2 separate regions of the Homo sapiens genome follow, and region 2 is linked to region 1. Evidence: read pairs that join two places in POLR2A ChIA-PET (ENCODE). Cell type or tissue: A673. All regions are shown on one strand. Each heading gives the region's core, and the rest is flanking DNA. Links, peaks and the distances in the headings are about the cores only. Region 1 has its middle 130 kb from the start of LINC02195. Region 2 has its middle 70 kb from the start of LINC02195.

Region 1 (15,437 bases), core at 2,914-10,913:
CTAGTAGAAACTTGAGATTTTTAAAAAATTTGGTCTTTATGAGTTTTAAAATCACTGCTTAACTTAATCTTGATTTTCATTCTAGTTCTAGGGAAACTTTTTCCAGTTTTGTTCAACAACAGATGACTTTGGGGGAGGAGTCGAAAAGTTCTTGGTCTCATTCATCGTTCTTCAGCCATTTAAGAAAAAATGGCCACGTTGTAGGGTTTTCTTTTCTTATTATTATTTCCCTCCCACCCTTCCCCATTGTTGCTGGATGAGACTGATTGAATGAAATGGGCTATTTGATGCAGTATGCCAGAGCTCAGTACCCGTCAACCTCCTACATCAGTGATTTGAATAAATAATTCTATACTGTAGGGGAGAAGCTCATCTCCTCTAAGCCCTAGGAGGAAGCAGTTTAGAGAACGGCTTCTTGGAATCGGGTAGACTTGAGTTTCAAGCCCAGCATTCAGTTTCCTTTGGGGGAACCTCGGACAATTCGGCTTCTCTGAACAGACTAAAGAAGTTAATACAATCGAGATAATCATCATGATGTTGTTGGCGCAGTACCGGCTACAGAATAACTACTCAGTTAACAGTAGCAATTATTATTTTCTCTGTCAGTTTTACATCACTTTCCTTTCAATGCCAGAGTGAAAATAAGATAGCAACTTTTTTTTTTTTTTTGAGTGTGAGCTGGGCCAACTCTGCATATGCCAAAAATGTATTTTATCTTATTTGTTCAATCAGAAAAGAATGTCTTTGTCCTGACTGGGCGTGGTGGCTCACGCCTGTAATCCCAGCACTTTGGGAGGCCAAGGTGGGCAGATCACCTGAGGTGGGGAGTTCGAGACCAGCCTGACCAACATGGAGAAACCCCGTCTCTACTAAAAATACAAAATTAGCCGGGCATGGTGGCACATGCCTGTAATCCCAGCTACTCATGAGGCTGAGGCAGGAGAATCGCTTGAACCCAGAAGGTGGAGGTTGTGGTGAGCCGAGGTCACACCATTGTACTCCAGCCTGGGAAACAAGGGCAAAACTCCATCTCAAAAACACACACACACAAACACACACACACACACACACACACACACACACACAAAAACAAAAACAAAAACAAAAAGAATGTCTTTATTCATAAGCTCATTTCAAAGTAAATACCAATACCATTTCTTTTTCACTAGGCTTCAACTGGATGATTCTTCTCCACCCTGAACAGGTTCAGTAGAATTTTAAATGTAGGTGTACCTTCCCTTTATTCTAAAACAAAAATGTCATCTTCAGAGAATCAACCTTTTGGGATCTATAAAGTCCTGATTTGGCATTTAGTTACCCATACTAGCAATTTGGTTTCTGCAAATCAATTTTGGAGCCCTGTTTTAATGACTGTGTGCAGTGGTGTCCTGTGTAAATATTCTCCCAGGCAACAGGAGTTGAATGTGTGCCTCCCTGAGCCTCAGAAGGCTGGGCAGGCCTATTGCAGGGAAATTACCAGCCAAGTGCCAGGGCTTTGGCCTCATGAGCACAGTTTAGGTAAATGCCTTGGCATCAGAACAACGACTCAGCTTTTCTATCTGTGGAATGTGGGATGACACAGTTTTAAGAGGTGCTTCAGCTTTTTCCTTCATTCACTTATTTATTCACCAAGCATTCATCAAGTGGCTAATGTATACTAAGTCTTTTGCTAAGTGCTAGGGACACAAGTAATAGTGGTAGTAGAAGTAGAAGCAGCAACTGCAGTAATAACTGCACTTCTCTTTTCTTTTCTTTCTTTCTTTTTTTTTTTTTTAATTAACCACCTACCATGGACCAGGCCCCCTGCTGTAAACTTTATAGCTATTAGCTCATAATCTGCAGATAACCTTATTTTTTCTATGGTTGGTCATTTCTGCTGGGAGCATGTCTCATGGGGAGAGGGGGGAATATTCCTTTCTCTCATGTTGGGCTAGGGAGGATATGAAAAGTTCGGGGTGGGCGTGGTGGCTCATGCCTGTAATCCCAGCACTTTGGGAGGCTGAGGTGGGCGGATCATGAGGTCAGGAGATCAAGACCATCCTGGCTAACATGGTGAAACCCCGTCTCTACTAAAAATACAAAAAGTTAGCCAGAGGTGGTGGTGGGCGCCTGTAGTCCCAGCTACTCGGGAGGCTGAGGCAGGAGAATGGCCTGAACCCAGGAGGCGGAGCTTGCAGTGAGCAGAGATGGTGCCACTGCACTCCAGCCTATGCGACAGAACAAGACTCAATCTCAAAAAAAAAAAAAAAGTCCAAGAAGGACTGCTCTTCTGGATGTTTAGATAAACTGAGGAGCCATAGGTGAGAGGTTTGGGGATCTGACACTCCTTTCCCTGATAGGTTAAGATAGAGGAATTCACAGCTGATGATGTTTCCAGTCATGTTAGCCCCACTCAGAGAAGCGTGAGTGTATTAGGCAGTACTTGCATTGCTATAAAGAAATATCTGAGACTGGGTGATTTATAAAGAAAAGAAGTTTAATTGGATCATGGTTCTGCAGGCTGTACAGGAAACATGATGCTGGCATCTGCTCAGCTTCTGGGGAGGCCCAAGGAAACTCACAATCATGGCGGAAGGAGAAAGGGGAGCAGGCACGTCACATGGCCAGAGCAGGAGTAAAAGACAGTGAGGGGGAAGTGTCACACACTTTTAAACAACCAGATCTCGTGAGAATTCACTCACTATCACTATCATGAGAACAGCACCAAGAAGATGGTGCTAAACCATTCATGAGAAACCCATTCCCATGATCCAGTCACCTCCCACCCAGCCTCACCTCCAACACTGGGAATTACAATTCAACATAAGGCCAGGCATGGTGGCTCATACCTAAAATCTCAGCACTTTGGGAGGCTGAGGCCAGTAGATCACTAGAGGTCAGGAGTTTGAGACCAGCCTGGCCAACATGGTGAAACCCCGTTTCTACTAAGAATACAAAAATTAGCTGGACACGGTGGGGGGTGCCTGTAATCCCAGCTACTCAGGAGGCTGAGGCAAGAGAATCACTTGAACCCGGGGGGGCAGATGTTGCAGCAAGTCAAGATCGAGCCACTGCACTCCAGCCTGGGCAACAGAGCAAAACTCTGTCTCAAAACAAAACAAAACAAAACCCAACAAAAAAAACTTCAAAAAACAATTCAACATGAGATTTGGTGGGGACATGGATCCAAACCATATCAGTGAATGGTCCTTAAGTTAATAATGATGGGGTTATTGCTTAGTAAAGGAAGCGACAAAGTTGTGCTAACAAGAGAGATTAGATTTCCTTCCATAAAACTATGACTGCATGGCTCTGGTAGAAGCGAATATTGATTTTGATGAGGGTGCATACTTGTCAGGGAATTGTGGAGAAATTCTTCTGCGAATAGGAAGATAATTAGGATTACAGCACCTCAAACATACTCTTCTCTTTGGATCCAGTACCACCTTTTCTCATTTGCTGAGCTAGCAAATTCAGCACTTGGGAGCCTTGAGTTGACCTCAATGCGTGATTGGGTTCCACAACGTACATGATACAAGAAGGTGGAAACACTGGAAGAGAAATGTTTTCCTCCTTTCTGGAGTGATGTGGCTTCTTAAGAGAACTGGGTGAGGATGCTGAGCTGGCAGGCTTAGCTGAGGAGTCCCCAGGTTGAGGGCACTACAGACTAAGAAGACATCATGGAAGGTGAAGGTAAGGAAAGATATACAGTCATATGAGACACCATCTTTCTGAAGGCCCAAGCCTTGGGGGCTTCCTTACTTAGGGTGATTCTACGAACAGGTGAGTTAAACTAAGTAGCAACTTCCGGGCATCTGACACTGAATTGTTCTATAAAGAATGATTGAATGGCCTTTCAATCATTCACCAACCATTTGATAAGCCCGTACTATGGATCAAACACTATGTTACATGTTAGGTATGGCAGCAAACCACACCAGACATGGTTCTTGGCATTATGGGACTAACATTAAACTGTAGGAAACAGACAATAAACACACATATAAATAAATAGGAAAATTACAGAGTATAACAAATTCTAGGAAAGAAACAAAGATGCTCCTGGAAGGCTTCACTGAAGAGGAGTCATTTGAGTTGAGAGCTAACAGAAGAGCTGGAGTCAGCTGCAAAGGACAGGGCAGAGGGAGGGAGGCAAAGTGCTGAGAGTAGGGAGCTCTTGAACTTTAGAGCTGTAATTCTCAACCTGCCTGCACATTGGAATCCCCTAGAGAGCTTTAGAATTTATGAATACCTGTTTTGTATCCCCAAGAGCTTGTGAGCTCATTGGTCTGGGGCTTGACCTGGGCACTGATATATTTTAAGACCTCCCCAGGTCACTCTAAGGAGCAGCCAGAGTTGGGGACCACTGCCTTAGAGGAGCAGAAAGGTGGCTACTATGGCTGGAACTTAGTGAGGGAGGAAAAGAGATACAAGGAGAGGTGGACCAAGGAAAGGTGGATTCTAATTCAGGGCCTTGGATGACATTATGAGGAGCTTGACTTTTATTTTATTCAGTAGAATAAATTTATTTATTTCCACTCATGCAGTATGTGTGCTAGTGTGTGTGTGTGTGTGTGTGTGTGTGTGTGTGTGTTGTGCTGACTGGGGAAGATCAAAAACTGGAAAATGAAGGAGAGAAAGACAGTCCCCATTCTCTGACTTCTGAGAAGAATGGAGGGATGACAGCTTTTCCTGGGGGAATATGGCCCCTGGAGATGTGGAAACTTTGGCTCACTGAAACCAAGACAACCTCTGAAGCTTAAATGACAGATTGGATTTCCTTATTTCTCTCCCACTTAATCAGTTAATAAAAAGCAAAGGGACCTGCCACTTCCAGGTTACCAAGAGATTATTGAGGACTATTGGAGATGAAGGAATGGGAATTTATCTCCCAGAACACACAATGAAGGAGGCCCCTTGAATTCCCTGAGTAATGCCATCTCAGCTAAATGCCACATGGCCCATCCCTTGCCACACAGTGCATTTAACTGACAGCAGCATCAGCACCATGTGGAGCCTGTTGGACAGGCAGAGGTGTGTGTTCCCCCACAACTCCTGACTCAGATCTGCATCTGCACTTTGGAATTGGGAAAGTGCTACCTCACCCATCTCCTGCCTTTAGTCTCCACTCAGCCAACCCAAGCCTTGTCTCCCTTGTTGCTGAGAAACTTTCAGGAGAGATGGGTTTGTGACTCACTGAGAATTTCTCTCCATATGTGCATTTGTAAGAGTGTGTGTGTATGTGTTTGAGAGAGTGAGAAGGAGAGAGGGAGGGAGAGAGGAAGGAAGAGGGAGAGAAGAGTCACCGTTCTTTCCCTCAGATGCTTCTTAGTCATGGTGTCTCTCTCATGTCATACTTCTTCGTCATGGTTTCTCCTTTCCAAGAGAAAGTCATGGTGTCTTTCTCTTTCCTTCTACTGCCTTGGGTTTCCTTTGTGCTTCCTTCCTGACACCACTGTGTCCATGAGGCATGGTCCAACCATTCAAGTCCAGCGACTACTCTTCCCTTACTTCTTCTAGATCTTGTAATTTCTTTCCTGTCTCTGTGACTTCTCTGGCTGGCTTAAGGTGAGACCTCAAACTCTCAAACTTCTCTATGTTTTTACTTTTATTTATTTTATTTATTTATTTATTTTTTGAGATGGAGCCTCCCACTCTGTTGCCCAGGCTGGAGTGCAGTGGTGTGATCTCAGCTCACTGCAACCTCTGTCTCCTGGGTTCAAGCAATTTCCCTCCCTCAGCCTCCTGAGTAGCTGGGATTATGGGCGTGACCACCACACCTGGCTAATTTTTGTATTTTTAATAGAGACGGGGTTTCGCCATGTTCGTCAGGCTGGTCTCGAACTCCTGAGCTCATGTGATCCATGTACCTCAGCCTCCCAAAGTGCTGGGATTATGGGTGTTAGCCACTGCGCCTGGCCTCCCATTTTTATTTTCAAAATTTTAGCTACCTTCTCTCACCCACTCGCTCACTCTCTCCCCCATTTGCTCACCCTCTCCTTCCATCTCTAACAAATGAAATTGCTCTGTCTTTGTCGTAGGTACGGCCATGGGACTTTGCAAAGCCCTTCTACATGCACCATTCCAACTCGTCCCCCAGTAATCCCCATTCTACAGAGAAGAGCACTGAGGATTGGGGAAACCAATCCAGTTGCTCAAGGTGACACAGCAGTAAATAGGGGCCAGGACTGAACCAGGATCTGTCAGACGCTAAAGCCTGTGCTCTTAATAATGAAGAAATATTGCTCTCTGCATGAACAATTTTATTGATTTTTCTATGGGATGTGCTCATTCCTTCTGAACCTTTCCATAGCATTCTGCACATGTGGCAGGATAATATTTATAAGCTATTAGCCATTGGTTCTCTCTTTATTTCTCTTCCCTCCTCCACCTTACTTCTCAAAATTAAGGAGGGGAGGAGAGAGAGAGAGAGAGAAAGCAAGCGAACTCCCACTTTAGTACTGTGCTTAATTCTGCAGGGTGGCAACCAAAACTAACCTGCTAGTCTCTGGCTTTTGTGCTGGAAAAGCCTGAACTCTTGGTGGAGGCCAAAGCTTAGAGGACTGGCTCTATGCCCAGCGTCTGTGGAACCAGGAAAGGGTGGTCGATGCACTGTGCGCTGCCCTGGGCTGAGCTGCGGAGAGAAGAGGAGGGATGATGAGAGAGAGATTGGCATAAGTCAGAGGTAGCCCTAACATCTTGACTCTCAATAGAACATCACTTTGGAGGGTCACAGAGCTTAGGCAGATCTGAAAGTCTTTCTCAGTAGTTGGGACCATAGATAGCTTTTACGAGATGCCCATTGCTCCTCGGTGCATAGTAACAACAAAGAGAGAGCCATTGGATGTGAACAGAAATGCGAGGTTTTGTAGCAGCAGCCTCCATGGACTGACAACTGAGGGTCTGACCGGATGATGGATGAACCGGAACGTAGTTGCCTGGTCAAGAATCTTAAGTAGCCCCTTGCTTCAGACTCCCAGCCCATGCTTGACACCCAGAACTTAGACACATGTCAGGAACAAGAGTAAGATTCTGTCACCAGAGAAGTATGGGAACTCAAACTGAAAATTTACTTGAGCCTGTAAGAAAATGATTCTACTTTTTGCACTGAGTTTCAGGGTAAGAGTGGTGTCCATCACCAGCCTTCTCTAGAGACCAGGCTGTCTCTCACTGGCCAAGTTCTGAAATCTGGGCTGCAAGTCCTCCCAGCCCTGCCCTCTGGGTCCAAGCTCTTTGGAAAACAACTCCGGGTCTCCCCACAGCCGTCCTCTGTCTCACTCCAGGGCACTGCATAGACCTCCCTGCTTCCCCAGGGAAAGCGGGGCCTCCCTCCGTGCCCCTGCATAATTGGGACAATGCGCAGAGAAATTAAAAAGGTCATTAATCACCGTGGAGCCAATGGCAGCTCTCCAGGCCCTATTCTTCATGATGATTAATGGCAGGCAGCTCCTCCCAACTCCCCGATTCGTTTTCCTGCCACTGTTCACTCCTTTTCCCTTGTGGTGTCCTCTTCGTCCCTGCCCAAGGGAACCAGGGCTTCCAGGAACCACTGAAAGGTCTTTCCTAACTGCTTTTGCTGCTACCGGGCCTGGGGTGAATGGCCACATATGCTTTCTGGGCCAAAGTCAGGTTGCCTGAATATTAATGTCTCTCTCCTATTTTACCTTTTTTTTTTTTTTTTTTTAGAGAAGACAAGGTCACACTTTTTCACCCAGGCTGGAGTGCAGTGGGGGGATCATGGCTGACTGCAGCCTCGACCTTCTGGGCCCAAGCAATCCTCCCACCTCAGCCTCCCAAGTAGCTGGAGCTACAGGTGTATACCACCATGCTCTGGCTAATTTTTTTTTTTTTTTTTTTGGAGATGGAGTCTCACTCTGTCGCCCAGGCTGGAGAGCAGTGGCGTGATCTCGGCTCATTGCAACCTCCGCCTCCCGGGTTCAAATGATTCTCCTGCCTCAGCCTCCCGAGTAGCTGGGACTACAGGTGCGCCATGCCAGGCTAATTTTTTGTATTTTAGTAGAGACAGGGTTTCACCGTGTTGCCCAGGCTTGTCTCAAACTCCTGAGCTCAGGCAATCCACCCGCCTTGGCCTCCCAAAGTGCTAGGATTACAGGTGTGAGTCACTGCATCCGGCCACTCTGGCTAATTTTTACATTTTTTGTAGAGAAGTGGTCTCACTATGTTTCCCAGGCTAGTATAGAACTCCTGAGTTCAAGCGATCCTCCCGCATCAGCCTCCCAAAGTGCTGGATTACAGGGTGAGCCATCATGCCTGGCCGTCTCTCTCCTTCTTTTATTACTACTTCTATTATTCTGATAAGCATTATTGATGCCATTCAATGCCCCTGCACTTCCAAATCACCAGGAAGAACTGAGGACAGATCCAAAGAATCTCACTGCTCTTTGCTAATATTGATGATAGTGATATCTTGATCGTGGTGATGGACATGTGTCTGGTGCCAGTGCTAAGTACTTTATGAATGAAATGGATTATTTTATTTAACTACCACAATGACCCTGAAAAGTACACATTATTAGCTTCATGATACAGGTAAGAAAAATATTCAGAGAGGGAGAGTAACCTGCTAATTGTCACACAGCTAGTAAACAACAGAGGACAAATTTAACACAGTTCCATTTGATGCCAAAGCCTGTGCTTTTCTGAAAACTTGGAGAGCTGGATACATTAGCTTTCTTTTTTCAGGTTCATAAGGAAGCGGGTGTCCCCTCACTGTCTCTCCTTTTTCCAACCTGTGGATGGGGCTGCCTTTCCTTGGCAGGATGAGCCAAATTCAGCTCAGGCTTGAACAGCCTTTTTGTTTGCCAATTAGCATCCCATACAGCTCACTGCTGCTTAAAATAAGCAGATCCTCCTGCTCACTGATGCCTCACACTCAGAGTCTCGCTCTGACCAGCCCCCAATTAAGAGGTGCTGGATTTTCCTGGTGATAACTATATGGTGGGGGAATTAGAATGAATTTATGAGAAGAGAGCAGATCCCAAAAACCTGAAGCATGCTGAAGTCCTTTTCTGGGGCTGGAGGGAATGAAGGACCATTACCCAGTCTCCTACAACAGTGTGGAGAGAAGGTGAGGAAGACCAAGGTAGGACTGTGGCTCTGTTCCTGACCACTGGATGGCCTTGGACAAGACAGTCACCTCTAAGTCAGCTTCCTTAGTAAAATTAGACGGTGAGAATAGGTTCTCAAGGTTTAAAGGTGGAGCTAAGAATCTGTCATGGAGATAAAACTTGCACAAAAGGAAAGATACTGGGAGGAGAGAATTCAGAGGAAAGGAGCAATGCGTTGGCTTCCCTGGTCTTCTTTAGGATGCTGTTGGCAGGAAAAACAAGGTCTGTGGGTCACCTGGATAGCACAGGAGCCCCAGCAGGTGGCCTTATAACCATATGAGGATGGAAGTATAAGAATCATACGGCCAGGCACGGTGGCTTACACCTGTAATCCCAGCACTTTGGGAGGCCAAGGCGGGTGCATCACAAGGTCAGGAGATCGAGACCATCCTGGCCAACATGGTGAAACCCCGTCTCTAGTAAAAAGACTTACAAAAATTAGTTGGGCATGGTGGCACGTGCCTGTGATCCCAGCTACTCGGGAGGCTGAGGCAGGAAAATCGCTTGAACCAGGGAGTCAGTGGTTGCAGTGAGCCGAGATCGCGCCATTGCACTCCAGCCTGGTGACACAGTGAGACTCCATCTCAGGAAAAAAAAAAGAAGAATCATACAATATCAGTGAGAAGCATGAGGGTATTAGGTAACACTTATGAAGCAAAAATTATGCGCCAGTCTTTACCATCACCCTATGAAATTGCTACTATTAGCATTCCATATCATCGATAAGAACACTGATTTGCAGAAGACTTAGGTCATTTATCCGAGACCACACGAGAAGTGACTGACCAAGCTGGATTTAAGCCCCACGTCTTTTCAACTCCAGAGCCACAGTTAGTCATAATCCTCATCTGGGCCTCAGGACAGTGCCCTGGATCCAGTACCTGGTGGCCTAGGAGTCCTGGTTGCTTGTGTTCCTAGGGGCTTTCTCCATATCCATAGCCTGCTGCCTTAATTTACCTGCTTAGAACACCTGTCCACCTGAGCTCCCAGAATCAGCTACATAAATTTTTGGGGCACAGTGACAATGAAAATGCAAGACCACTTCTTTAAAAAGTACTAAAAAGTTTAAGATAATGACAGCACAGTGTTCAACCAAGCTTGAACTTTCTTTTCTTTTTTTTTTTTTTTGAGATGGAGTCTTGCTCTGTCACCCAGGCTGGAGTGCAGTGTTGCAATCTCAGCTCACTGCAACCTCCACCTCCTGGGTTCAAGCGATTCTTGTGCCTCAGCCTCCCAAGTAGCTGGGACTACAGGTGCCTGCCACCAGCCTGGCTAATTTTTGTATTTTTAGTAGAGATGGGGTTTCACCATGTTGGCCAGGCTGGTCTCAAACTCCTGATCTCAAGTGATCCACCCACCTTGGCCTCCCCAAGTGCTGGTATTACAGGCGTGAGCCACCACACCCAGCCCAAGCTTGAACTTCCTGAGCGTGGAGCCCCGGTTGCATGTCCATGAACACCAAAATACTTCATTAGATCCAGAGTCTTTCCTTGCCCACCTCCCCCCAAAATTTTTCCCCTAGAGGCAGCACTTTCTCCCCTGAACTCTCAGTTACTCCCTGGGTTTTGCTGTGAATGGTTGGGTCTCTCCCTCCCTTCACGGTCCCCACGCCTGTGACCCAGGGTCATTGCTACTAAATGACCTTCATGTTTGCCAGATGCAGAAAAAAAGGCTGTCAAGCGTCTGTTCTCCATGCGCCAATGGAATACATTACTCTCCCTTCATGCCTGTGACTTTCCCTGGGGTTTGGGGCTAAAGAGACTTGGGCTTGTCTGGATGAAGCCTTGACCACCCATTCCTAACTGACCAGGAAGAAATGTTCCGGAACATGAGCAAGTGCCAAAGGCCTCTTCTAATTAGCTGGCTGGTGGCTAACTACGGATTTCACTGGGCAGCGCCTTCTGGAGGTAGGTGTGTAATTACCATGGAAACCTTCACACCACACTGGCTGTCTCCTCCAGCCCCCTTCCTGGGGGAGCACACGCTGCTCTGCAGAAGCGGCATCTGGGCTATCGACATTGTTTGTGAGGGAAATAAATGAGTAATTAGAAACAAGGCAGGTTGAATCCTTGTTGGAATAAAGTTTTACCTACATTCATCCTGGGTTCTAATTGATGCTATTGTCCGTGCTGGAGAGGAAATCACTGGAAGGTGATGAATTCAGTTTGGATGGATCCCCTCTTGCTAAGCTCAAGGACAGGGAAACATGCCTAATGAGCAACCAGGCTTTTCTGCCTTTTAGAGGCAGCTGCTGGGCTAGTCAGATGCAAATACTTTCATTTTCTTCATTTTTATACATGAATATGTATTTATTCTATTCAACCATGGATACCCTACCATCAATCCATAAGTGGATTCCAAATACTTAACCTTGTAAAATGCAGAGTCACCTTTTTGTGAAGATTCCTAAATGAGAGCAGGGGCTGGGTAAAGTTCGAGAGTGGCATGAGTCAGCCTGGGCTACACTTTGCTGCAGTAAAAAATAGACCCTAAAATTTCAGCTGGCTTAAGACAATGAAAGTCATTGAATACCTCAGGTGGAGTTCTATTGTGATTAGGAGACTGGGTTTTTGTTTTTTGTTTGTTTGTTTTTTGGAGACAGGATGTCACTCTGTTGCACAGGCTGGAAAATGCAGCCATGTGATCATAGTTCACTGCAGCCTCAACCTCCTGGGCTCAATTCATCCTCCCATCTCAGCCTCCCAAGTAGCTGGGACTACAGGCTTATGCCACTATACCCAGCTACATTTTTTTCTATTGTTTTGTAGAGATGGGGTTTTGCCGTGTTGCCGAGACTGGTCTTGAACTCCTGGGCTCAAGCGATACACTCACCTTGGTCTCCCAAAGTGCTGGGATAAGGCTGTTTTATATCGTGTGACCATGCTACCTGAAACATAGGGCCTCCAAATTGCAGCAGGATGGGAAGAGAAGGCTGAAGGAAGTACCACATTGGTATTTGATGGCCACATGCCAGAAGGGACATATATAGTTTCTATTGACAGTGCAATTGTCCTACGGACCCCAACATAAGCACACGTGAGACTGGGAAATAGAGGGAGAGGATAGAATTTTGGTAGCATCCTCTGTGCCTTCCAGAGGAGTAAATCCTCTTATATCAACATGGTTCTCTGATCATAAGTCCTTACTAAGTGCCAGAGGGGGAAACATGAGAGGTGTTCAAGGAGATGGACAAACAAGCCCACATGCAAACCAATGAGAAAAGACCAGATTACAATAAATACTGCAAATAGAACGGATTGATAGTGTCTGAGAAACTCTAAGTTAGATTTAGTACTCAGAAAGGCCACTCTGGAAGGAATGTGGCATTTCAGCTAAGACCTGAATGCAAGGAAAAATCCGGCCACCCAAGGGAACTGGGGGAAAAGGAACCAACCAGAGATCAGTGTGGTTGGAATAAGAATGTGATTGAAGTGAGGTTCCATGAGCATGTGTATGCATGCTTGTGTTATGAAATACAGCACAATTCGTACTGTGGGTCATGATAAAATGTTTGAGAACTACCATAAAAAATATATTTTTTTGGGAGGCCGAGGCGGGTGGATCACTTGAGGTCAGGAGTTCGAGACCAACCTGGCCAACATGGTGAAACCCGTTTTCTACTAAAAAATACAAAAATTAGCTGGCTTTGGTGGCGGAGTCTATAATCCCAGCTACTAGGGAGGCTGAGGCATGAGAATCGCTTGAACCCAGGAGGTGGAGGTTGCAGTGAGCCAGATCGTGCCACTGTACTCCAGCCTGGGCAATAGAGTGAGACTCAGTCTCAAAACGAAAGAAAGAAAGAAAAGAAAGAAAGAAAGAAAGAAAGAAAGAAAGAAAGAAAGAAAGAAAGAAAGAAAGAAAGAAAAGAAAAGAAAAGAAAAGAGAACAGAAAAGAAAAGAAAAGAAAAGAAAAGAAAAGAAAAGAAAAGAAAAGAAAAGAAAAGAAAGAAATTATACTTTATAATCCGGGGTGCATGTGCGCACACATACACACACACACACACCCACAATTGAAACAGAAGTTTACCATAGCAATACTTACCCTCACTATGTGTGATGAATGCTTTCTAATCCACTCCACTCCATTCTGCTGCATTCTTGAATCAGGATAGGTTGTATTACTTTGCAGTAACAAATAGCCCTCACAATCCAGTGCCTTAACCGCATGCAAGTTTATTTCCCTTCCTTCCTTCCTTCCTTCCTTCCTTCCTTCCTTCCTTCCTTCCTTCCTTCCTTCCTTCCTTCCTTCCTTCCTTCCTTCCTTCCTTCCTTCCTTCCTTCCCTCCTTCCTTTCTTTTTGAGATGGAGTCTCGCTCCATCTCCCAGGCTGGAGTGCAGTGGCGCAATCTCGGCTCACTGCAACCTCCGCCTCCCAGGTTCAGCCAATTCTCCAGTCTCAGCCTCCCAAGTAGCTGGGACTACAGGCGCCTGCAACCACGCCCGGCTAATTTTTTGTATTTTTAGTAGAGACAGGGTTTCACCTTGTTGGTCAGGCTGGCCTCGAATTCCTGACCTCAGGTGATCCACCCACCTCGGCCTCCCAAAGTGCTGGGATTACAGGCATGAGCCGCTGAGACCAGCCCGCAAGTTTATTTCTTATTCATGCCACAAACTCAACATGAGGAGGAGGGTCGGGGGAGGTCTTCTTGTTGAAAAAACTCAACTATCGAAGGTTGATAGGGCTTCAGTTTGACAAGTGCTTCCACAATCGTTTTAGTAAGTGAAACAGAACTTGGTAAATTCCACAGAGGTTGTTTTAGAAGGTTTCCTCTTGGAAGTGACTGTGCATATTTTATTTGCCCATGCAAGTCACTTGGTCACATTTCCTTAAAAGGGGGTAGGGAATATAGTTATACGATAACCCTGGAAGGCTGGAGGCCCAGCATAATTTGGTGGACAGCACTGACAATGAATCTTTCTATTTTATTCCATGTTATGGTCCTCTAACATTTTAGGACTGATACTACGTACTGCAAACAGAAAGATGAACAGCGCTCAGTTTTGCTGTGTTGGAACTCGCGAATAATAGGGAATCCAGCCAGTCACTTATGAGCATGATTTCTTCAAGCCATAGAGGGTGGAGCTACAAAGGATGGTTGTGATGGAGGATTTGGGTCCCCGTAAGGAGATGAGGGGAAACTCCTTTGCCTTACGCTGGGTAGAGGGTGCTGTCCTCTAGGTTGGTGGGAAATAAGGCCCTGACAATAATCTCAACCACCTTGTAACAGCCTTTCTTTGTGTAGCAAAGCCTTGCTCTGATATCACTTTCCATAATAGAATGGTTTGCATCTCTGGTTGCACTTTGGGATAATTTGAGGAGCTTTAAAAAAAAAAAATACCAACGCAGCCGGGTGCAGTGGCTCACGCCTGTAATCCCAGCACTTTGGGAGGCTGAGGTGGGCCAATCAGGAGATCAAGAGATTGAGACCATCCTGGCCAACATGGTCTCTATTAAAAATACAAAATTAAAAATACAAAAATTGAAAATACAAAATTTAGCTGGGTGTGGTGGCATGCACCTGTAGTCCCAGCTAGTCGAGAGGCTGAGGCAGGAGAATCGCTTGAACCCGGGAGGCAGAGGTTGCAGTGAGCCGAGATTGCACCACTGCACTCCAGTCTGGTGACAGAGTGAGACTCTGTCTCAAAAAAATACCAATGCCCAAGCTTACCAGGAACTAATTTAATCAGATTCTCTTGGGTGGGGCCTGAACATTAGTGTTTTTTATGAAACTCTCCAAATGATCCTAAGGCCACAAAGGTTGGATCAGTTTACACATTTATTTTTTATTTTTGTTGTATATTGACAAATTATAGTTGTACGTATTTATGGGGTATAGAGTGGTGTTATTATGTTTAAATATAATGTGGAATGATTAAATTAAGCTAAGTAACATATATATCACCCCAATTTTTAATGTTTTGGGAATGAGAACATTAGAAATTTCCTTTCTTAGTGATATTGAAATGTACAGGACTCAGTTATTAGCCATATTTAGCACAGTGTGCTATTGATCTAAAAAGCCAAACTTATTCTTCCTATTGAACTGAGTCTTTGTACCCTTTGGCTATCATTTCTCCAGTATCCCCAACCCCAGCCTCTGGTAGCCAACCTTCTACTCTCTGCTTCTATGAGCTCAATTAGTTTAGATTCCACATATAAGTAAGGACATGTAGTATTGGTATTTCTATGTTTGGCTTATTTCACTTAGCATAATATTCTCCAATTCCATCCATGTTGTTGCAGATGACGGAATTTCTTCCTTTTCCAAGGCTGAATAGTATTCCATTGTGTATATATACCACATTTTGTTTATCTGTTCATCCACTGGT
Region 2 (15,437 bases), core at 3,542-11,541, 63 kb after region 1:
TTTAAGCTTAGCTCTTTCTGCAGATGAATGAACAGAGGCCTGGAAGAGTGAGATATTTTGCGGAGCCGGACATGGATCCTGAGCAGCCTGCTCTCCTACTGCCCAGGCCTCATTCTGAGCAGTGTGGAAGGCTTCTGGTACCCCAGTTTGCATTCCGAGGCAGGTTTTGGAATATGTGGGCTGAGAAGCAGAGACTGGCAGCAAGATGTGGGCTGAGGAAGCGGTAGGAGCCACGCAGAGAACGGGGGTGGGGGAAGCCACAGGGGGAGGTGAAGGAGGAAGCATTTTTGTCACCGTGAATCACATTTTCCACTTGAAATAGGAGCTGAGACATTGTGAGGGGGCAAAATACAATATACAATGGAGGTGAGCAGGTGGGAAATTACATGGCTCATATTTAATTATGCAAAATCCCATAATCCCTCAGGGAGCCCAAAGGACATGAGGTGGTGATTTTCCTTCTCTCATAATCTTGGAGCCACTTTATTAAATGACAGAAAGAATAATGCGTCCAGGGAGGAAAGAATTATGTGGTCAGAGAACTAAAGATAATTTCACAGCTTTCTCGTTCCATTCTACGCCTTCCTCCTTGGCTGTTCTGAGCTGCAACTCTGGCCTTAATGTAGGGATAAACAGGTATCCTTACTGCATCACAGAGACATGGAGAGTCTTTAGTATACGACTGTACATCCCCTTATTTTACAGATGATGTTGAAAGAGACAGAGAGCCTGAGAAAGGTGGTGGGGGGGGGCAGGGGAGAGAGAGAAAATAGCTCTTTCTGATTATTATGGTCTTAACTGTGTCCCCTCTCTCCAAACCCGAAATTAATATGTTGAAGTCCTAACTCCCAGTACCTCAGAATGTGACTGTATTTGGTGACAGGGCCTTTAAAGAGGGGATTAAATGAAAGTGAGCTGCTTGAGGTGGGCCCTTGTTCCATCTGACTGGTGTCCTTCTAAAAAGGGGAAATTCAGACACACAGAGACACCATGAATGTAGACACAGAGGAGAGGCCACATGGGGACACAGCAAGAAGGTGTCCATCTGCAAGCCAAGGAGAGAGGCCTCCGGAGAAATGAAACCAGTCAATACTTTGATCATGGACTTCTACATTCCAGAACTGTGAGGAAACAAATGCCCGCTGTTGAAGCCATCCAGCCTGTGGTATTTTGTTAGGGCAGCCCTAGAAAATGAATGCAGATTTTGGTACAGAGAAGTGGGGTGCTGATGTAACAAGTACCTAAAACTGTGGAAATGCCTTTGGCGTTGAGTATTAGCTAGAGGCTGGAAGAGTTGTGAAGCACGTGTTATAGAAAAAAGCCCAGATTGTGTTGAAGAGACTCATGATAGAAATACAGGTGTTAAAGCTGCTTCTACGAGGTCGCAGATGGAAATAAAGAACGTGCTATTGGACACTAGAGAGAAGGAGATCCTTATTATAAGTGGCAAAGAGGTTGGCTGAATTGTGTTCTAGTGTTTTGCAGAAGGTGGATCCTGTGAGTGAAGCACTTGGATATTTGGCAGAGGAGATTTCAGAAATCGAAACTGTTGAAGCACAATATTGAAGGTGCAGCCAGCTTTCTCCTGATTGCTTACGGCAAAATGCAAAAGGAGAGAGAGACATTGAAGAAGAAAGTGTTAAGCAACACAGAACCAAAACGTAAAAATTGGGAAATTTCTCAGCCTATCCATATGGCAGCAAGTGAGAAAGCTTGTTCTGGGGAGAATCCCAAGGGCGTGACTGGACAATCACAGGAAAAAGATACTGTGGGTGTCACTCAAGGATCTCACAACCATCTCAGCCTATGCACCCATCAATGGTGGATTGAACACATAAAATGTGGTACGTATATTCTATGGAATACTATACAACCATAAAAAACAAAATCGTGTATTTTTCATCAACATGAATGCAGCTAGAGGCCATTATTCTAAGTGAATTAATGCAGAAACAGAAATGCTACCAGCTTGGACTGAGGCTCAGAGATGAGAGAAAGGCTGTCAGACTTCTGGGATTCTACAGGACAGGACATTAGAGCTATCCAGATGAGAACGTTCTTACCCTTCAAGAAAAGGAAAGAATGACCACAAAGGCAAGGCTGTCTCCTCGTCAGTACCTGGGGGATACCTCTTTGGTTTTATTGGGCCAGGCTTGCTTGGGACCCATGAACCTTTCTTCTTTTTTCCCTTTGGAACCAGAATGTCTATACTATGCCTGTGCCACCATTGTATTTTGGAAGCAGATCACTTTTTTGTTTAATAGGTTCACAGCTGGGCCGTTCACAATAGAAAGACATGGACTCAACCTAAGTTCACATCAGTGGTGGGTTGGATAAATAAAATGTGGTACATATACACCATGGAGTAATATACAGCCATAAAAAGAACAAAATCATGTCTTTTTCAGCAACATGAATGCAACTGGAGGTCATTATTCTAAGCGAATTAATGCAGAAACAGAAAATTGAATACCACATGTTTTCACTTATGAGTGGGAGCTATACCTTGGGTACACATGGACATAAAGCTAGGGAACAATAGACATTAGGGACCCCCCAAAAATGGAAGGAGGAAGTGGGGAAAGGGCTGAAAAACTACCTATTGGGGCTGGACATGGTGGCTCACACTTGTAATCCCAGCTACTCAGGAGGCTGAGGCACAAAAATCACTTGACCCTGGGGGGGTGGAGGTTGCAGTGAGCCGAGATCGTGCCACTGTACTCCAGCCTGGAGGACAGAGCGAGACTCTGTCTCAAAAACAACAACAACAACAAACAAACAAAATAACAAAACAAAAATAACTATTGGATACTATTCTCACTCTCTGGGTGACGGGATCAATGGAAGCCCAAACCTTAGCATCATGCAACATACCCTTGTGACACACCTGCACATGTACCCACCAAATCTAAAATAAAAATGAAAAAGAATAGGTTCACAGCTGGAGAGGAGTTCTGCCTCAGAATGAATCACACCTTGAGTCTCAGCCACATCTGATTTAGATGAGATTTAGATAAGATTTGGAACTTAGAGTTCATGCCAGCACGGGTCAAGACTTGTAGGGTGTGGGGATGAGGGTGAATGTATTTTGCAAGTGAGAAGGATGTGAATTTCGGGAGTCCAGAGGGCAGAGTGTTATGGGTTGAATTGCATTTCCCCAAAATGTATATGTTTAAGCCCTAACTCCAGTACCTCAGAATGTGACTGTATTTGGAGATGAAGTCTTTTTTTTTTTTTTTTAGATGGAGTCTCGCTCTGTCATCAGGCTGGAGTGCAGTGGCACGATCTCGGCTCACTGCAATCTCTGCCTCCCGGTTTCAAGCCATTCTCCTGGCTCAGCCTCCAGAGTAGCTGGGATTACAGGCGTACACCACCACACCCAGCTAATTTTTGTATTTTTAGTAGAGATGGGATTTCACCATGTTGGCCAGGATGGCCTCGATCTCCTGATCTCGTGATCTGCCCGCCTTGGCCTCCCAAAGTGCTGGGATTACAGGTGTGAGCCACTGCACCTGGCCTAGGGTGGGCTTTAATCCAACCTAACTAGTGTCTTTTTAAGAAGATGCAATTTGGACACACACAGAGACATCCATAATGTGTGCACACAGAGCAAAGACCATGTGAAGACATTGAAATGGTGGGCATCTTCTAGCCAATGAGACAGGCTTCAGAAGCAACTAAACATGCTGGCACCTTGACCTTGGACTTCTTGCATCCAGGAATGTGAGAAAGTAAATTTCTCTTGGTTAAGTCAACCAGTCTAGACGTGGTATTTTGTTATGGCAGCCATGGCAAACTAATACACTGCAAAACAGAGGACCTGGTTGAGATCTAGACTTGAACCCTGATTCTGCCCAAGGAGGCTGCTGTCTACAAACAGGAATTTCACTCTCCAGACAGCAGTGACTCCTGGTGAATGCTCCACAATGGGTTTAAAGACTTGACTCCAATGTAGATGCTTCCCCATGGTCTTGGACAGCTAGGCTGGCAGGTCACCCCTCCATATCTGTCCTTGGCAGACTGAGTGGGTTGGAAGAACTAAGCTGGGATGCCTGCCTGCAATGTCCCCACATCTACTCTGCATGACCAACTGGAGGCTGTGTTTAGGACTTCCCAAGACCCCGAGAAAACTGGATTCTACTTGTCTCTATAAAAGAGTAAAAAAATTAGCTGTGCATGGTTGTCACCGAGTATCCCAGCCTCAAAATGCATTTTAAAACTTTTTTGTTTTTCTTTTTTGCTTGCAGCCTCGAAACATACTTTGAAACTCTTTGTTTCTGCCTTTCCCACCAGGCACTTCCGTGAACAGTGCTCACTTATCTAATTATGTGCTTGCTTAGAAATTCCAGGGGCCAATTTTGCAACAAAGGAGGCAGAGAGACCCCGCTGCAGAATTCTCCCTCTTATGGGGAGTTAAAGTTAGCCCACGACTTCCGGGTTGGAGTCAGGATAATGCAAACCAGACCTCCAGATGGTTGATTCCTCAAGATAACACGTGGAAACAAGACATGTAGACCTCCGCCCTCTTGTACCACTCTGATGGGTTTCCCACGCCTTTTCCTTGTTAAACCCCTTCACTCAGCCCAAAAGACTGAGATGTCTTCTTTGAGGTAGAAGTCTGGTTATCTCCCATCTGCTGGCATTTGATTAATAATGTTGCTTTCTTTTCACTGTACCTGGTTTCTCATATTTTCAGCCTCTGAGCAGTGAGCAGCTGGACTTAGGCCAGCTACATGGTGGTGTCTACTTGTAGCCCCAGGTACTCAGGAAGCAAAGGTGGGAGGATCACTTGAGCCCAGGCGGTCGAAGCTGCAGTGAGCTATAACTGCACCCTTACCCTCCAGCCTGGGTGACAGAGTGAGATTCCATCTCTAAAAAACAAAAACAAAAAAAATTTAAAAAAAAGGATTTCATCGGCAACACAAGGGATTTAGATTTGATCTGGAGAAGCCATTTTGAGCAGGAAAAAGGAACATCCCAGATGAACCCTGAAGAGTTTGCAAGCAGCCAAGATGGCCCTGTAGGTGGCAGGGGTCAGGACACGGGTCTTGGCCTCTGGATGCGGAGGGGTAGGTCTCGGCTGCGCTCGATTCTTCAATGGCTCCCCGCTGAGCACAAATTGAGAATTCCTTCTGCTCTGTGGGAACCCTGGAGTGGAGAGATGCACTTTTCAATCACTTTAATTCCATATTGATTATTTAAAAGTGGGCCCTTTCTTTACGGCATCACAGCTGAGCAGTAATTGACTGTGTAAGAGGAAGCCCCCGTGCAGGGCAGTGCTAATAAGACATCGTCTCCTGAAATGTGCCCGGGCAGCAAGAAGCCGGCTGGCTGCTCCTGCAGCTCCCACGGATCTGCCAGGAATCAACAAGCAACTGCAAAGTTCCCACATCGGAGTGTTGGTCTTGTCGCAGTCCACTTGGTAGTGTGATATTATGATTACAGAGTCACAGTAAAATATTTGCATAGCAAACAGCAGCATTTCCCTGCAATCATTAGAGAAAGCGAGGAAGAGCCTGAGAACCTGCCAGCCAGGAGTCTGTTTGGAAGCACTCCTGAGCCATCATTTATCCCGTGCCCAGTGTGTGCTAAGTGCTTGATAAAATAATGATGAAAATAATCTTAATAATAGCCGCTTATATTGAGTGCTTATAGGTTGGCAGGCATTGTCCTAAGCACTTAGCGTGCATTATTTTTTTTCATCCTTACGACAACTTTATTAGCTCCATTTTACGGATACAAAAACTCAGGAACAGAGAAGTGTAGTGACTAGCCAGGATCACACAGCTAGTAAGGAGAAGGGTGGATTTAAATGTAGGCCCATCTGACCCCAGAGCCTTATATCACAGCAGTTGAAATCAGACAAGGGACATTCGTGATGCACTTTACACAGTTAAAATTATAGTGATGACTACAGATTACTGCTTTAGTGACTCTCAACCTTTCCCCTAACAGCCTCCTTCCTGTTAGATTTTAACACTCCCAAAACACTGTTTGTATAATGTGGCTTTTTGGAGGCCCACACACCATTGTAATATCTGGGGCACAAAAACCACTGTAATATCTGAGGTTTCTTTGCTCCCTGTCGAACATACATGCTGTAGATAAGAATTATAGAGTTTGTTAGGAGGTCTTTGTAAATTCTATGCAATTTGGATATATTCATTAATTTACTCAAGAAGCTTATGTAGTTTTGTTTGTTTGTTTTTGAGATGGAGTGTCGCTCTGTCGCCCAGGCTGGAGTGCAGTGGCACCATCTCGGCTCACTGCAACCTCTGCTTCCCGGGGTCAAGCAATTCTCCTACCTCAGCCTCCCGAGTAGCTGGGATTACAGGCGTGAGCCACCATACCCGGCTAATTTTGGTATTTTTAATAGAGACAGGGTTTCACCATGTTGGCCAGGCTGGTCTCGAACTCCTGACCTCGCAATCCACCTGCCTTGGCCTCCCAAAGTGCTGGGATTACAGGTGTGAGCAACTGTGCCTGGTGGCTTATATAGTTTTTAAGAGGTGAAGGAAGTGAGACATAGAGAGACTAAGTAATTTGCCTGAATTGACACAGCTAGGTAATAAATAGGGCAGGATTTGAACTCAAGCAGTCTGGCTTCTATGTAGAATTCCTTAACCACTGTACCACACCACTGGATTTCTGGTATGGGCTGTTTTCACATATGTAAGATGTTCACACAAACCTCTGAGAGAAGCATAGGCACTTTCCTCCTCCTTGGATATAAGAGGAGACTGAAGCTGAAGAAGAGGAGGGGATAGGCCTGTGGACTTCTGGCTAAGAAGCAGCAGAACCAAGATCTGAATGTGAGTCCTGGTTATGAGACCCCAGGCGTGAATTCCGTGGAGTAGATCAGCTTTCTTCTTTGTCTCTGGGCTGCGCTGTCTCCCAGGCGTTTTGAGGCATGCCACCCTCTGAGCAACAGTCATACCCACAGCCCACACTCTGCAGAGAAAAGTTTCATCTCATTAGTCAAATTAAAACTTACTTCTGAACTTAGTATATCTGTGTGATAGACTTCAAGCAAATTATAATTTTATTTATTTATAGCTCCCTGTCTTCCAGAAACTTAAATGGCAATATGTTATTGGGCTCATAAAAAATAAAAATAAAAAAAAATAAAATGACACCTCGAGCAGTGCTGTAACTAATTAGGGAGACTTCCAAACTGCTGTTAATTTGAGATGCTAAAATGTGCACCAGCAGCAGCCAGCCTGAGTTCCCCGGGAGGACAGACTCACGCAGCTGTGGAGCTCAGATTTCACATTAAGTCAAACAATTATTTTGACGGGTCGAGTGAGCTCTGCAAAGTGCTATTATAATAAAATCCTTCAATTGCCTTGCCCAGGCAGGTGCACCCAACAAGGGAGGTTGGGTGACGTCAGGGAGTTCTCCATAAGCCGGGTGCGAGGCATTATCTCGACTTAGACATGGCAGATGTTTATTGCAGAGCTCAGATATATGGTCTGGAGCTTTGGGTGAAGCTCAGGAATGACAGAAGCAACAAGCCAGGTTTGCATTTTTTAGAACCCACTTTGACTTTTTTTTTTTTTTGTCTGCCAGCATTATTGTTAATTGTTTTTATTTGAAAGAAAAGTTACAAGATAATGTAAATAATTAGAGTTCCCACACACTTATTACCCAGTTTCCGCTAATGCTACCATTTTACATAATCATGGTCATATTTTTATGCCAGATGCTCTTCTGGATACTGAGGGCACATCTGTCAAGAAAAACAGATGTGATCCCTGTTCTCATGGAGCACAGTCTAGCTGGAGGAGACAGCGCTAGGATAAACCCAAGTCCATGGTCACAAGTGCTGACCATGTTGCTGCTACATCTCTCAGATGCCATCAACTTGTGCCTTGATGGCCAGACATGGTGGCTCACGCCTGTAATCCCAGCACTTTGGAAGGCTGAAGTGGGAGGATCGCTTGAGCTCAGGAATTCGAGGCTGCAGTGAACTATAATTATGCCACAGTACTCCAGCCTGGATGATTGAGCGAGACCTGTCTCTTAAAAAATATATACGTTTTGACCAGGCGCGGTGGCTCACGCCTGTAATCTCAGGACTTTGGGAGGCCGAGAGGGGGCAGAGTCAAGAGTTCGAGACCATCGTGGCCAACATGGTGAAATCCCATCTCTACTAAAAATACAAAAATTAGCTGGGCATGGTGGCACGCACCTGTAGTCCCAGCTACTCAGGAGGCTGAGGCTGGAGGATCCCTTGAGTCTAGGAGTTCAAAGCTGCAGTGCGCTATGATTGCACCACTGGACTCCAGCCTGGGTGACAGGGTGAGACCCTGTCCTTAGCCAAACCAAACCAAACCAAACAGTGTCTTGCTCAGTGTGAGGAGCTGATGAGTGGTGGTGCTGGTGTGTGTCCATCTGGATGAGGGCAGTGGCATCCTAACAGCCCTGGGCTTCATGTGTGTCCAGCTGCACCTCTGCTCAACCTGGCAGCCAGAGGGATCCTGTTGAAAATGTACCATCAAATCACGTCCCTCCTCTGTTCTGAACCTTCCACCGCCTCCTCCTCATGCTCAGGCCACAGGAAATCTTATAATCTTGCTTCCTGCTGCTTCTTGTACTTCTTCCCCAGCCACCAACTCTTTTGCTGTTCCTGGGCTGTTCCTGGAACAAGCCACTCATCTCCTGGAAATCTCCATCCCGGGATCTTTGCTTAGCTGGCTCGCTCCCTTTGTTCACATCCAGCCTGCAATGTCACCCACTGAGAAATGTCCTTCCTAACCATCCGATGAAAGCACAAAAGCACAGCACCTTGCTTTTTTTTTTCTTTTTTTTTTTTTTTTTTTTTTACTTCCAAGAACTTTTCACAACCTGAAAAGTTGTGGATTTTATTGTTCTCTTTCTCTGCCTTCAGTGTAAGCATCTCTGTCCCTGATGCCTAACACAGTACTTGGTCCATAGGAGGCATTTAAATAATATTTGTGGGGTGAAAGTTTGTCTCTGTGTCTGAATTCTTCCCTTCTTCTCCCTTCCCTCCCTCCCCATCTTCATTCCTCCGTCCCTCCATCCCATTTTTCCTTCCTTCTTTCCTTCCTTCCTTCCTTCCCTCCTTCCTTCCAGTTCCCCTTTTCTTCTTTCCTTCCTCTTAAGCAGTTGTTTAATGGCCCCCACGTTGGTCCTGACATACACAGAAGGAGCTTTTCCAAATGCTATGGTTGTCTCCTGATGTGTATCCACCAAAGCCTGTTGGCCTCACTGGAGTGAAGTGCCATAGCTCACATGATGTGGGTCGCCACCTCCAACCCCCACCCAATACATTCTCAAAGCAGACACCTCCTAGCCAAGTTTTTTCTTCCTGCTCTCCTTCAGAGACTCAGGCTTTGGTATGAACAGGACAGATGTGCATGTGCTGAGGCCTCTGGTTCACTCACTTCTACTTTCACCTGTCACTTTCTTCTTGGCCTCTGCCAAGAATTTCAGGCCAGGAGAAAAATTCAAGTCAGCCACCTGCTTAATCTGCTCTTCCCCATTCCTTTCAGCACAACACAGGGAAGAGCAGGCTAAGGAAATATGGCAGGATCAGGGGAAGAGAGACCAGTCAGGGCTGATTTCCATGGGTCTTTTATTTGAGGAGATGCCAGCCCTTACGTGGAGAGACCTTGTAGTCCTTTTAGCCTGGAGCTTCCAGGCTGTCTGAACTGCAGAAGAAGAAGGTGCCCATCTGTTGGTCTTCGGCATCCAACCAGTCCTCTCCATCAGATGGTTGCGGAAGACATCTGTATTAGTCTGTTTTGTGAGACCCAAATCAGGAATACAATTCTATTCACAATTGCCACAAAAATAAAATACCTATGAATACAGCTAAGCAAGGAGGTGAAAGATTTCTACAATGAGAATTACAAAACACTTCTCCAAGAAATCAGAGATGACCCAAACAAATGGAAAAGCATTTCATGCTCATGAATAGGAAGACTCAATATTATTAAAACTGCCATACTGCCCAAAACAATTTATAGATTTAATGGTATTTCTATTAAATTACCAATGACAGGCCAGGCGTGGTGGCTCATGCCTGTAATCCCAGTACTTTGGGAGGCTGAGGTGGGCGGATCACGAGGTCAGGAGATCAAGACCATCCTGGCTAACATGGTGAAACCCTGTCTCTACTAAAAAATATTAAAAAATTAGCTTGGCATGGTGGTGGGCACCTGTAGTCCCAGCTACTCGGCAGGCTGAAGCAGGAGAATGCCATGAACCCAGGAGGTGGAGCTTGCAGTGAGCCGAGATCATGCCACTGCATTCCAGCCTGGGTGACAGAGCAAGATTCCGTCTCAAAAAAAAAAAAAAAAAAAGAAAAAAGAAAGAAACAAAAAAAACTACCAATGACAGTCTTCAAAGAACCAGAAAAAAAACCATTTAAAAATTCATGTGAAACCAAAAAAGAGCCTGAAGAGCCAAGGCAATCCTAAACAAAAAGAGCAAACCTCACACTATCTGACTTCAAACTACACTACAGGGCTACAGTAACCAAAACCCCATGGTGTTGACACAAAACAGACACATAGACCAAGGGAACAGAATAGAAAACCCAGAAATAAGGCCACATGCCCACAACCATCTGGTCTTCAACAAAGCTGACAAAAAGAAGCAATGGGAAAAGGACTCCTTATTCCATAAATGGTTTCTGGGATAACTGGCTAGCCATATGCAGAAGATGGAAGCTGGATCCCTTCCTTACACTATATACAAAAATCAACTCAAGATGGGTCAAAGACTTAAGTATAAAACCCCAAACTATAAAAACTCTGGAAGACAATCTAGGCAATACCATTCTGGACATAGGAATGGACAAAGATTTCATGACAAAGAAACCAAAAGCAATAGAAAAAATCCCAAAATTGGCAAATGAAATCTAATTAAACAAAAGAGCTTCTGCACAGCAAAAGAAACTATCAACAGAGTAAACAGACAACCTACAGAATGGGAAAAAAATATTTGCAAACGATACATCTGACAATGGTCTAATAAACAGCATTGATAAAGAACTTAAACAAATCTACAAGAAAAAAAAGGAATACACATTCCAACATGAGATTTGGAAGGGACAAATATCCAAACCATATTGTTCCATCCCTGGACCCCCAGATGGAATGTCCTTTTCACATTGCAAAATCATCTCTTCTCAATAGTCCCCCAGAGTCTTAACCCATTCCAATATAAAGTCCAAATTCCAAAATCTCATCTGAGACTCAAGGGAAATTTCTTCCACTTAGGTCTTATTTTAAAGTAAAATTATGAAATTTGGGTACCTCTTAAAAAATCCATATCTAACAATAGTAGGCCAGATTTCAACTGGAGAAAGAGGAGTTAAAATGGAGTGGAAGCTGTTTCTTTTTAGGGGGTCATTGAATCTTCATTTTGCCATTGAGCTTAGTTAGCTGATCTCAGTTTTTTCTATTATCTGGCTGACTTCTAAAGGTACTTATATGTATGACTTTTCTATACTGTTCCAAATCTAGGAGCAAAGCAGAATGTCCACATGAAAGAATCCAATCGTGTGATACACCACCCTGCAGATAATATACTGCCAAGCTATGATTATCCAGTGCAAGTCTGGTTAACAAGAAAGATTGTGAGGTGGAAAGGGATTTTCTCATTCTTCAGGGCTCCAGGACAGAAATGAGAACAAGTGGTAGAAACCACAAGCAGGAAGAACCTGGTCCATCCTAAAAAGAACTTTCTAATAACGAGATCTAACAGGAGAATTAGGCTGCTTTATCAAGTAGTGAGGCACCTGGCATTGGAGGCATTCAAGTAGAGACTGTGTGATCATCTGTTGAAATAGCTGAAGAAGAGATATCTATTATAAGAGTCAGAGGAGGTGATAGTTTTAAGGAACATTTTAATGATGAAATTCTTGTGTTCTGATTCCATCACTGGAAGACTGAAAGTTAATGTATGGTGTGGTCGTGGTGGTGGTGGTGGGTGTGTGTACACATGTACACACGTTTGTGTGTTGTATGTGTCAGCTCACTTAATCCTCAGGGCAGCAATCTGGATTGGGTAACATTATTTAGCCTTTTTAACAGAAAATGGAACTTGCCAGAGAGGCCAAACAATGTGCCCAACTCAGCTAGTGAGTAACTGAGTCTGAATTCAAACTTCTATTTCTTCAGTTTCAAAGTACCCCCTCTTCCTAATATATTACACTGCCTCCCGCAAAGAGACATCCTTTTGATAGAATTATTTTTCTCCATTCGCATTCCTCTGAGAAAGAAGGATACATAAATCCACCACCTGCTAGCAAGGCTCAGGTTGTGTACTCAGCATCTATTCCACCATACTAGCCACCTTGATGATTTAGAAACTCTAGCCTGTGCACTGGGGTGGAACTAGTTATACATGCACCACCAGGAGTGTTGATTAAAAATGAATAATCTCGGCCGGGTGTGGTGGCTCAGGCCTGTAATCCCAGCACTTTGGGAGGCCGAGATGGGCGGATCACCTGATGTTGGGAGTTTGAGACCAGCCTGACCAACATGGAGAAACCCCGTCTCTACTAAAAATACAAAATTGGCTGGGTGTGGTGGCGCATGCCTGTAATCCCAGCTACTTGGGAGGCCGAGACAGGAGAATCGCTTGAACCTGCGAGGCGGAGGTTGCAGTGAGCTGAGATCGCCCCATTGCACTCCAGCCTGGGCAATAAGAGTGAAACTCTGTCTCAAAAATAAAAAAAAATAAAAATTAAAAAAATGAATAATCTCAGGCCCCATACCTGGAGGCTTGGATTCAGAAGATCTCTGGACTGGAGCCTAAGAATATATATCTTTGACAAGCTTCTCAGGTTTTTCTGATGTTCAACAATAATAGAAACTTTTGTCCATGATCAGTGTGGAATTTAATACAATGGCCCTCAGCAATTTTTTCATTCATTCATGAATTTCTTATTTCATTTTCTTATACTCAGAGAGCTGAATATGAAGGAACTACCATATGCCAGAATCTGTTCTGGGCACCAAAAAGTTCATCAATGAACAAAATTGACTAAATAAAACCCTTGGCCACATGAAGCTTCCATTCTATTGGGTGTGGGTATATTCATATCCAATTAAATTTTATATATTTTGAAGTAGGAAAAATAATTTAGATATTTTATTTCAAAACTGAAGGACTGAGGGGAAAGTGTTTAATAAGTAATGGTCACTATAGGCTGGGAGAAGGATAGAATGGAAAATGGCTGTTAATAGGTATGGGGTTTCTTTTTGAGATGATGAAAATGTTCTAGAATGAGATAGTGGCAATGGTTGTACAACTTTGTGAGTACACGAAAAACCACCGAGTTGTCTACTTTAATAAGGTGAATTTTAAGTATGTGAATTACATCAATTAAAAAAATTAGATATAAATTAGTGAATAAAGATGTAGAGACACTATTAATAAATCACTCATGCATTGCTATTGGGAATGTAAATGAGGCAGCCACTCTGAAACCTCGTTTGGTGCTTCTTTTCAAAGCTAGACAGGAACTTACCATATGAACCAACAACTCCACCCTTGGGTGTATATCTGAAAGAAATGAAGGCTCATTCAGGAACTTGGACATGAATATTCATGGAAGCTTTATTCATAATAGCCTCAAGGTGGAAACGTCTCACATGTCCTTTAATGGATAAATTGTTAAACAAACTGTGGAATGTTCATACTACAGAATACAAATAGTTAATACAAAGGCATGAACTACTGGTAGAAATGAACTAGTGATGAGAGCAAGTGGTAGAAGGCACAAGAGAGAACTTAGTGCATCTTAAGAACTTTTTAATAATGGGCTCTAACAGGAGAATTGGGCTGCTTAATGCACTCAACAACTTAGATGGACCTCAAGGAAATCATGCTAAGTCTTAAAAGTATGTCGAAAGGAATGATTCCATTTATGTAACATGCATGAAATAATCTAATTATAGAGATGGTTAGGGATGGGGTGAAAGGATGCACGTGGCTATAGAGGGATAACATGAGGGAGTCTTACAATGATGCAATTGGGTAACTTGATGTGGTGATGGTTACACAAGGGTAGAGATGTGACATCATTGCAGGTAATAACACATGCACCCCACCTTCCCATGAGTGCATATGTAACTGTGCAATCTGAATAAAGCCTGTGGAGGTCTGTGGATTGTACCCATGTGGACTTCTTGGTTTTGGTGTTGTACTGTAGTTGTAAAAAATGTTAACGTTGTGAAAGAGTGGAGAATGGTGCATGGGAATTACCTGTAAATTTCTTTTCACGTTTCTGTGAATTTACAATTATTTAAAAATAAAAAGGTAAAAGAAAGTGCCTAATGATCACCTTTTTCATTCAGTCGAAAAAAATTAAGCACCAAATCAGTGTGTTTAGGATTTTACTATTTATGTAAAATAAACAGAAAGTTTTATATATGAACTTCTATGTATATGAATAAACTACCTCTGAAAGGGTACACAGGAAGCTAATACCATCTGTTTAACTCTAGGAACAGAAACTGAGTAACTGGGGTAATAGAGGTGAGCATTGAATTTTTATTATACTTTCTTCTGTGTCTTTAATTTTGAGCCACATGAACAGACCTACTGATCAATAAATGCATAAATATTAAAAATAATTTAATCATGGGACTTCCACTTCTGATAAGGTGGAATGGACACACTTTTCCTCATTCCTCCCAGTATGTACACTGAAAACACCTGGGAATTGTGTATAAAATGAACACAAAAAACTGGAAGATGGAGAGAAGAAGGCAGACTGGCTAAGAACCTCAAAACCTGAAGAATTGCTTGATGGTGAGTTCCCTAGGGTTCATACATCCAAGACTATGGATTGGAGAAATCGTAAACCCAGAAATGCCAATTGATGCAGATAAAGTTCCAAGAAAAGACTATGGTCTGTAGCCAAAGGACCAACAAGGGGACAGCTTGGCAAGATAAAAACTTGTAGACAATAACTGCTGTACTCTAGCCATAAACCATAGAAAAAAAATTGTCACTTCATTCCCATTTCCATCAGCAAGATGGAAGGGAGAGCCTAAATTTCTACCCTCCTCAGGCTGTAATGAGGTACACAAACTCCTCTGCTTCAGTGGTGTCAGTGGAGGCCATATGGGTAGCCTGGATTTCCCTTCCCACTCAGTGATATTAGGTATCTATCCACTTCCTAACAGGGAGAACATCTGTAGAGGCTTAATGGAGTGTCAGAACTTTTACCTTTGCTCAGCAGTAATGAGGTCACACTTTGTGATGTCAGTGGAGGCCACATAGGGAGCAGAAACATGGCTTACTTCCCCTTCCCAGGCAGGGTGGTTATAGTAGATACCTAGTAGGGATCCTGAACTCCCATCCATGCTCAGGAGTAACAGGGAGCTCTTTCCCCACTGGGTATCAATGAAGGCCAAATGGAAAACCTGAAATTCCACTGCCATGTGGCAATA

What was found. Peaks named below come from ENCODE experiments on the same cell type or tissue, not always from the same donor. Only the 100,000 strongest peaks of a DNase experiment are listed, where the experiment ranks them.
Region 2: POLR2A ChIA-PET joins it to region 1 with 7 read pairs; 3 of 35 experiments call an interaction of 5 or more read pairs at or near these places.

The regions. Positions count from the first base shown.
Region 1 is chr16:26,719,936-26,735,372 of GRCh38, reverse strand. No RefSeq gene overlaps it. Among named protein-coding and RNA genes, the nearest start is that of LINC02195, 130 kb to the right of the region's middle. In A673, for the core only: no CTCF peak of the experiment used is centred there; a DNase peak (open chromatin) is centred at 7,372.
Region 2 is chr16:26,657,231-26,672,667 of GRCh38, reverse strand. No RefSeq gene overlaps it. Among named protein-coding and RNA genes, the nearest start is that of LINC02195, 70 kb to the right of the region's middle. In A673, for the core only: a CTCF peak has its summit at 6,885; DNase peaks (open chromatin) are centred at 4,427, 6,877 and 7,317; H3K27ac peaks cover 3,620 bases.